Regions from separate parts of the Mus musculus genome. Here all the other regions are linked to region 2. Evidence: chromatin loops called from intact Hi-C (ENCODE). Cell type or tissue: heart. All regions are shown on one strand.

The links. Peaks named below come from ENCODE experiments on the same cell type or tissue, not always from the same donor. Only the 100,000 strongest peaks of a DNase experiment are listed, where the experiment ranks them.
Region 1: a loop joins it to region 2, with 3 times the contacts of the local background. A loop is called at or near these places in 23 of 42 quality-filtered maps.
Region 3: it touches region 2 in a loop (2.7-fold over the local background); 6 of 42 quality-filtered maps call a loop at or near these places.

What each region holds. Positions count from the first base shown.
Region 1 is chr13:97,606,136-97,608,635 of GRCm38, forward strand. Gm34087 (a long non-coding RNA gene) reads right to left here. Exons shown (of 5, transcript XR_873831.2): 3 at 2,429-2,500; 4 at 1,297-1,376. Among named protein-coding and RNA genes, the nearest start is that of Gm34087, 15 kb to the right of the region's middle. In heart, a CTCF peak has its summit at 1,170 (motif pointing left); a DNase peak (open chromatin) is centred at 1,226; H3K27ac peaks cover 666 bases.
Region 2 is chr13:97,238,332-97,240,831 of GRCm38, forward strand. No RefSeq gene overlaps it. Among named protein-coding and RNA genes, the nearest start is that of Enc1, 1.5 kb to the right of the region's middle. In heart, CTCF peaks have their summits at 1,331 and 2,021 (motif pointing right); DNase peaks (open chromatin) are centred at 1,450 and 2,120; H3K4me3 peaks cover 1,339 bases; H3K27ac peaks cover 1,603 bases.
Region 3 is chr13:97,774,087-97,776,586 of GRCm38, forward strand. No RefSeq gene overlaps it. Among named protein-coding and RNA genes, the nearest start is that of Rps18-ps4, 24 kb to the left of the region's middle. In heart, no CTCF peak of the experiment used is centred here; a DNase peak (open chromatin) is centred at 1,175.

The DNA.
Region 1 (2,500 bases), 370 kb after region 2:
GGAACTGTCTTGAGAAGAGAAAGAGACCTCACCCAAGGAAAGAGGTTCTAGGATGAAGAGTCAGGGAAGAGGGTCATGACTCTGAATATCTTTGTCCCCAAGTACAGCAGGGGGTGGCTGTGAGCCCAACTGCCTTCCCTTGGGACCAGGGGTCGTTTAAGCTGACTAGTGGTGTGTGTGTGTGTGTGTGTGTGTGTGTGTGTGTGTGTGGTGGGGGAGCTTACCAATTTGCTGGTATTTGGATGGATAGGTCAAGCAATCCGATGTCTGGAAAGTGCTTGTAGCAAAGGTGGGAAATGTGAACCTGCGAGTTTGTAAATCTGAGTCGTGACACTAAATCAAATGTTTTATAAAACCAAGGATATGTTTTGTAGAGTGTGGTGTGGTGTGGTGTGGTGTGGTGTGGTGTGGTGTGGTGTGGTGTGGTGGGAGAGGGTACCTCAGCAGGCCCATGCTGAAGCATCCTACCCCCAAGGTACCTAGACCCAATGGGTATACTAGACCCAATAGGTCTAGTATAAGAATAGAGTTTATTTGGGGGCATGGGAAAGGGAATTGAGAAGGAAGTAGAGGCAGAGAGAGAGAGAGAGAGAGAGAGCTGGAGGAATCTTAGAAGGAATACCATCAGGTACTATCACTGTCTCCATTTCAAGTGTGAAACTGAGATGCCTTGAGGTCATTTGCTGCACCCAAGAACCTACTGCTGGTAAAGGTGGGTGTGTGGGTTTAAAGTCAGCCGAAGCCTTCTCTACTCTGATCTTGCATTTGCTTGACATGGCCCACATTTTCTCTCTGGAAGCAAGACCCAAGCCTGATAAACACCAGGAGTCACATTGGCATTGACAAGTGTCCTCAGAGCCCCAATGCATGCTGCTTTCCCTAAGGGAATGCTGTCCTTATTCTGGACACAAATCTTGGGAAAGCCCAACAAAATGGTTGAAGCTAAAGCTGTGGGGTCCTCAGCACTTCTATCTGTATCCCTTTAGATGCGATTTCCAAGAAAGAAAGCCTAAAGCTTACAGGAGGCTTCCACTCAACTCTGTGTGGATGCTTGGAACATGGCTTTCCTTTCCTGCCTCCTTGAGATAGTAGGTGTAGAGGCAGCTGAGGCATCGGATTGATTTTGGCTAAGCCAAGAGCACAATGGGCCACAGGTCAGTGGAGACTGCCCCCTGCAGGCTCCCGCCTCCTATTTACCTAGTACCAATTCTGAGCCTGAACTTCCTCCAACTGGCTTCTGAGGCCCCTCTAACCTACGCAGCTGCCTTTGACTCTGTGGACATCAGAATAACTTACAGGCAGATGTCACAATAGAAGAATGCCCGCGTTGCCGCTTCCAACTGTGGGTCAAATGTGTTCGTTCACCTGCCTGTCTCCTGTGGGTCAGAGAGAGAACAGGGTTGACAGCCCGGAGAAACTGCTAACGAAGCAAGACTTGATGCAAGCTGCCTAGACAGACACATTATCTGGGAGTAAAGGCTCAGCCTTCAGAAAGATTTACAGCAGGATGTGAGGGGGAGTGGATCTGAAAGTGTGTCTCTGTGGCGTGGGGAGTAGCTGAAGGCGCTGAGCTGTGTTCTGTAGTTAGTGCTGCCTTTTGTTTCCAAAGCCACATTGCTGAGGCAACATTTACCTGCTGGCTGCACAGTCCCCCCAGTCACTTAAGACTCCTTCATTCTATTTAACTATTATGAGTGCATGGTACTAGGTCCCTGAATTATACATTAGCCTAAAAATGCTAGGAGAGTCATTGATGTGTGCTGCAAATTAATAGAAACAGAATCTTAAAGCAAGAAGTGTGTGTGTGTGTGTGTGTGTGTCTATGAATATTAGTGTGTATAGTGTGCTATGTTTGCGGGATAGGTGTGATTTGGTGCATGGTGTTGGGGGTAGTGCAGAGGTGATGGTGATGGTGATGATGATGTATATGCACAATGCAATGGTGGGCATTGCTTTCTTGCTTCCATTTTATTATATGAAATAGCACACTGTTGCAATCAGCCAACAGCTCTTACAGATTTCTTTTGGTAAACAGTCCCCATCACACATGAAGTCCATTGCATGGGAGAAAATGTTATGTGGTAAGGGTTCTTGAAACTCATCTACATAAGGTGTGTGTGTGTGTGTGTGTGTGTGTGTGTGTGTGTGTGTGTGTGTGTTCCTCTTTGGTTCCCTGACTTAATTGCAGATAGAAACTGGTAATATTATCCAAGGGAGAAGGCTGAGGAGACGTTCTTAGGGGCTGGACACCATACCTGTTCTCCAGGTTCACCCCTGCTAGTCTGTAACATTACCCTATCACTACCCATGCTTTGCACAGTGGACTTGGCACTGGAGGAAGGTTGAGGGACTAGGTTGACTAGGTCAGCTATGACCTGCCCTAGGGAATGTGCGGCAAAGCAAAAGGTGAATGATGGAAGGCACCAACCCATTCTCTCCTTCACTTTAGCAGTGCCAAAGCTTCCTCCATCTGACTCTCAGTGCCCAGCCTCCTCCATCC
Region 2 (2,500 bases):
ATCAAGCTCAGGCTGCTGTACAAAGCTAAGGAGTGGCCTCCTCTCCTGAGGTCTTACACCTCGGCATCCGGCCCTGTCTGTTGTAGTCTAGGGCAATCACAATCCTGTGGAGCGGTTTCTTCCTGTACACGCACACGACTCACCTTTGCTTCCTGTGAACAAGGTGATAAGAATGACTTTTGCCATTGGCTGGGAGAGACCATAAAAAGATATAGTTTGAGTTTCTATGATCATAAATCCACTAAGTTGCAAATCACTCTCAGCCGTGAGAAAGGCATTAGAAGCCGCCCAGCAGTCGAAAGAATTTTCATACTCTGGCTCATGTCTGAGGGTCACTGGAAACATGCACTTTTCTAAAATATAAGTTCACTTCCTGTGTCTTTCAGTATTTCCTGGTTTGTGTAACCTATATAAACAAATTCCGTCACCGGAAGTTGCTTATCTCCCGTTAGCAGAGGAAGGGATGTGGATGGTCACTGATTTCATTTCAGAAGTTTCTAGGCTGTGATTTTGTTTTCTTGATTTGAAGCACAGGAAGTGGTAACATTAGGTAGAAAAGATACAGCGGCAGCTAACAGCTGGACTTAGCATCCTTTTAGCCCTCTTGCTTAGCCAAGCACTCTACAAAGAGAAGCGAACTTCACTGTTTACTTCATTGTGGATGCTGCAACTTCCAGGTGGGAGATGCAATAGAAACGATTATCTATCCTCTGCCAGCTGACTTCTCCTGGCAAAACCCCCAGCCAACCAGCTGACATAGGTATATATACTGCTTCCAGGCAGCAGCAGCAGTTCTAGGTGGCTTTGGGAGAAAGACAGGCATATTTTGTCAAAAGAGAAGATGTGCTAACTTCTTAATGGAACAGTGTTCCACTCCACTGGTACACATGAACTGTTAGTGCCCTAAACCCACATATTTGTGTTTGACCCAAACCCAGACAGATGAAAACAAAGAAAAAGGGCCAGAAAGTGCACAGTAGTGGGCTTTGGTGCCTCCACAGGACATAGAAATATGCTTTTAAAAGACTCGGAGACCTGTTCCTATCTTCCTCTCGTCAGAGCCTATCTCTGATGCGAACTCCGTTTCCATCCGTTTGCTTTCTATTGGTTGTAATCTTTCTCTCCTTGGGAACGGAATTCTGCCTGCCTGGCTCCTTGCTGCCCCTGGGGGCCTCCACACCTGGTTCTTACCTTGAATCCCTCGAGCTTTTTCCCTGGCTCTGTAAAGCAAAATGGAGCCAAGACGCTATCAAAAATTAAAATAGGAAACAGATTTGAAAAGGCTGTCGTGAGGCTGACGAGTTAATGCTAAGAAAGGACTTAAGAGGGCACTGTCTTTCTTTGCGATGAGCAAAATCTATCAGCCTCAATAGCAGAGGAAGCCAGAGAGAGGGAGCTGGGATAAAGGACCAACCCTGCGGGTTTCAGCAGTCTGTGGTCTCAGGAAGCGCCATGTGGAGCCTCCTGCGCCGGTTTAAACCATTGCTACGCCTGGTGTCTTAAGAAAAGGAAGACTGGGGGCGAAGCGTTGGGGAGATGAAGAGGATAGGGCAAACTCCCTGGCCACTACTGAGGCCCTGCAGGTCTCCAGCCAGGCAATTCACATCGCCAAAGACCTCTCTTTCCTCACCTGCACAATAAAGGGTTTGGGCTAATAATCTATACAATTCGTCCCTACATATCTCAAATGCCGAATAAGAGCCAACTCAAAGTGTCGTTTTAGCTCCCAGCACAGAGAGTCAAAAATGAGAGTCATAAACAGTTGTGGCCACGTTTGTTTATTTATTTATTTATTTATTTATTTATTTATTTATTTATTTAGGATAGAGTTCCTTCTTTTGCTAGGCCCTCGAGACTTTAGGTGTGTGTGTGGGGTGATGGTTGTTGTTTTTTTTGGGGGGGGGGGACACGCTATTTCTTGACTGAACTCCAGACTCCACCAACCAACCAAACCCAGGAAAGGCCAAGTCTCCGAAGGTAACAGACATCTTCCCTACCAGGAGGAGGCAGCGTGTCTGCTCCTTGGAGGAGTTGGCTTTGAATCTAGCGGCCCTGGGCGATTGGTTGCGAAACACGTGGGCCCTCAGGACCCAGCTGGGGTTGCTGCGGCTCCAGCTCCGAGCGAGACAGAGTCCTGCCGCGGCTTCCTCACCAACTTGGGGTGGAGAAGGAAGCCCCCCACAAGAGTTTGGAGTCTGGCCTCTTGCCAGCAAGTAACCCAATGTCCACTTGCGCAACCTGCAGTGTTCCCCGAGGTCCAGACCTAGGCTTCTTCCCTTGCTCCTGCGGGAACTAGGCTCTGCCTGCCGCTGGGGTGTCTAACCCAGTGAGTGCATGCGGGAGCGGTGGATCCCCAGCTTGGCCTTGGCTACTCCACTGAGCATTCTTAGGATCCCGGCACCCTCGAGCGCAGGAAAGCGCCTAGGGCTGCTTTCCCCTGAGTTGGGTGCCCCAGCCCCCGACCTAGCCTTGAATGGGGTTGACCCGAGGAGGCGAAGAC
Region 3 (2,500 bases), 540 kb after region 2:
GTCCGAGAGGACCCGGGAGATAAGTGGCTAGGATCAGAGAACATTTTATGAATTCCCAAATAACTGATTTACAAACTTTTGTCATGTCATGTATCCATTGTACAGGGTACCATGATTTATAAAGATGCCTTCAGGTTTCACATACAGATGCATTGCACTCAGAGCACATAAAGTAGCAACATGTGTGCCTTGTATGAAGAACCCAGCTCTTGGGGGAATGGCCTTAAATCAGCTTCCCTCTACAGCTTCGCTATTGACAGCTAGTTCTTCACACCTGATTTCATCCCTCTCCTTCTAGTGCCAAGGCAACTTTCAACAAATATCGATTGAACAACCTATTCAAAGTCCAAATCACCGTGGAACAATAGAAAAAAGAACAGAGCAGAATCTGACAAAGTTTTGATTCTACTTCTAAAAACTCTGAGATCTTGGGCTGATTATTAAAGCTTAGTTGTTAAATATAGCAAAAAAAAAACAAAAATCTCAGCTTCGTCTATGGCACATGCTCTAATGAAAGTGAAATTAATGGTTGATGTTACAATTACATAACAAATGGCTACTAGGTTAAAGATACATCTTAGAAATGATAGACTTTTAGTTTTACTATAAATGTTATGAAATGAATCATCAGTAAGAAAAGCTACAATAACTACAATTGCATAGGTCAAGCACACTACTAAAATAGTCGTGTAAGATTAGTATTTACTTTTAATAAATGAAGTAATTGAGACTTAGGGAAATTAAGTCTTTTGCTCAATATCATATAGCTCATCAGATGGTGGGAGTAGGATTCAAAGCCAGATTGCCTGGGTGTGGAGTCTGCTCTCCCCCGGGACAGCTCAGTCTCTGCTAATGTGTATCATTGAACTGGAAGACAAAGAGTCAGGGAGAATCAGCTGTCAGTCCACATTCTCTCTCTTGACACTGGTGTGGAAAGACACCATGAAGAAAGAATTACGAGCAACAGCAGCGGCTGCAACCTCCTTTTTCGGGATAAATAGATCAGAGAAGTAAATTGTATCCTGGACAAGCCTAGAAAGCACAGAATGTGCCTAAAGACTTCCACTGACTGCTCAGGCCCAGCCAGAACAATGCCAAGTCTAAGCCAGGCTGGGAACAAACTCCAAAGCAGATATTGCAGCAGCTGTGCTCGGTGACGTCATCAGCATGCTTGGTGCCCAGCTGCATGGAGCCGTGCTGGCTGGAGATGCTGCATCACCAGTAGTGAACGCCCAACTCCTGCTCCCCTGGGATGCTGGGAATGCCGGAGCAATGGCCACTGACTTCATTCCAAAATGGCATCTGGCTCTGGAATCCCTGCCTAACCCCATCTCAACACAAAGACAAAGTCATTCCTTCATCTCTCTCTCTCTCTCTCTCTCTCTCTCTCTCTCTCTCTCTCTCTCTCTCTCCTTTTCCTGAAGCTACTATAATTTTCTGCAATGGTTCTGCTTTGTTAGATTCTCTCTGTTTAAAAACAGTAAGAGGGGAGCTGGTGGGATCATTCAATGGGTGATGGAACTTGCCACCAATCCTGATGACTAGAGTTTGTTCCCCAGGGCTCACATGGTGGAAGGAGAGAACTGACTGCCACAAGTTGCCCATTTGCCTCCATGACAGTGCCATAGCACAGTGCACCCACACACAAACATGTACAAATCATACATACATGCATTCACACGTACATGCATTCATAATATGTGCATTCATACATACATGCATTCATATGTATATGCATCTTTTGAAGCAATGAGAAAAAGGGAGATGCTCTCATCTCAGTTCCAGGAAGTAAACAAGTTTCTAAATCCTCTCTCTTCTTTGAAAATTATTTAGCATGTTTCCTACAGACTAGCAAAATGTCGCCATTTCCCAAGTAGGCAACACCTGACCTGGAGCTGGTTGGGGGAGAAGAGGGAAGAGTGAATCTGTCTTCAGACACAGAGCTGTGGATAAAGACGGATGCCTGCTAGGTGTGATCTGGACTGCCACACACCGAGCGTTCAGCAGAGACCAAGGCTGGCGATGCAGATTGGAAGACACATGAAACCACAGGGTAAAGTCAAACTGTAAAGATTAAATCATAACTGCTGCAGCAAAGAACAAGGAGCAGTCTTGGTGACCCGTCACCATCGTCCTGAACGTCCTCATACTCCAAGAAGATCTTGGTTCCACCCCTGGATGGGGAAAGAACCCCCTCAAAGACTCAAAGACTTCCATTCCAAGAATTCTACTAGACTCTCAGCTGATTTTCTGTAGCGCTCTTGAAACCCTGTCAAAATAAAGGTTTGTGAAATTGTTGTAAACTTGGAATTATGAGCTTCCTAGAGAAATGTATAGAGACACAGCAGTGTTTGGTGTATTATGTCTCTTGGAACTGTAAGTAATAAGCACAACTGAGTCACTTTTCAACATTTTCAACTTTCAAAATGTATTCCACCTTTCTAACGGAAAACGTAAACTTTAAATCGTCACAATATTGCTCTGCGCACTTGAGTTTCCT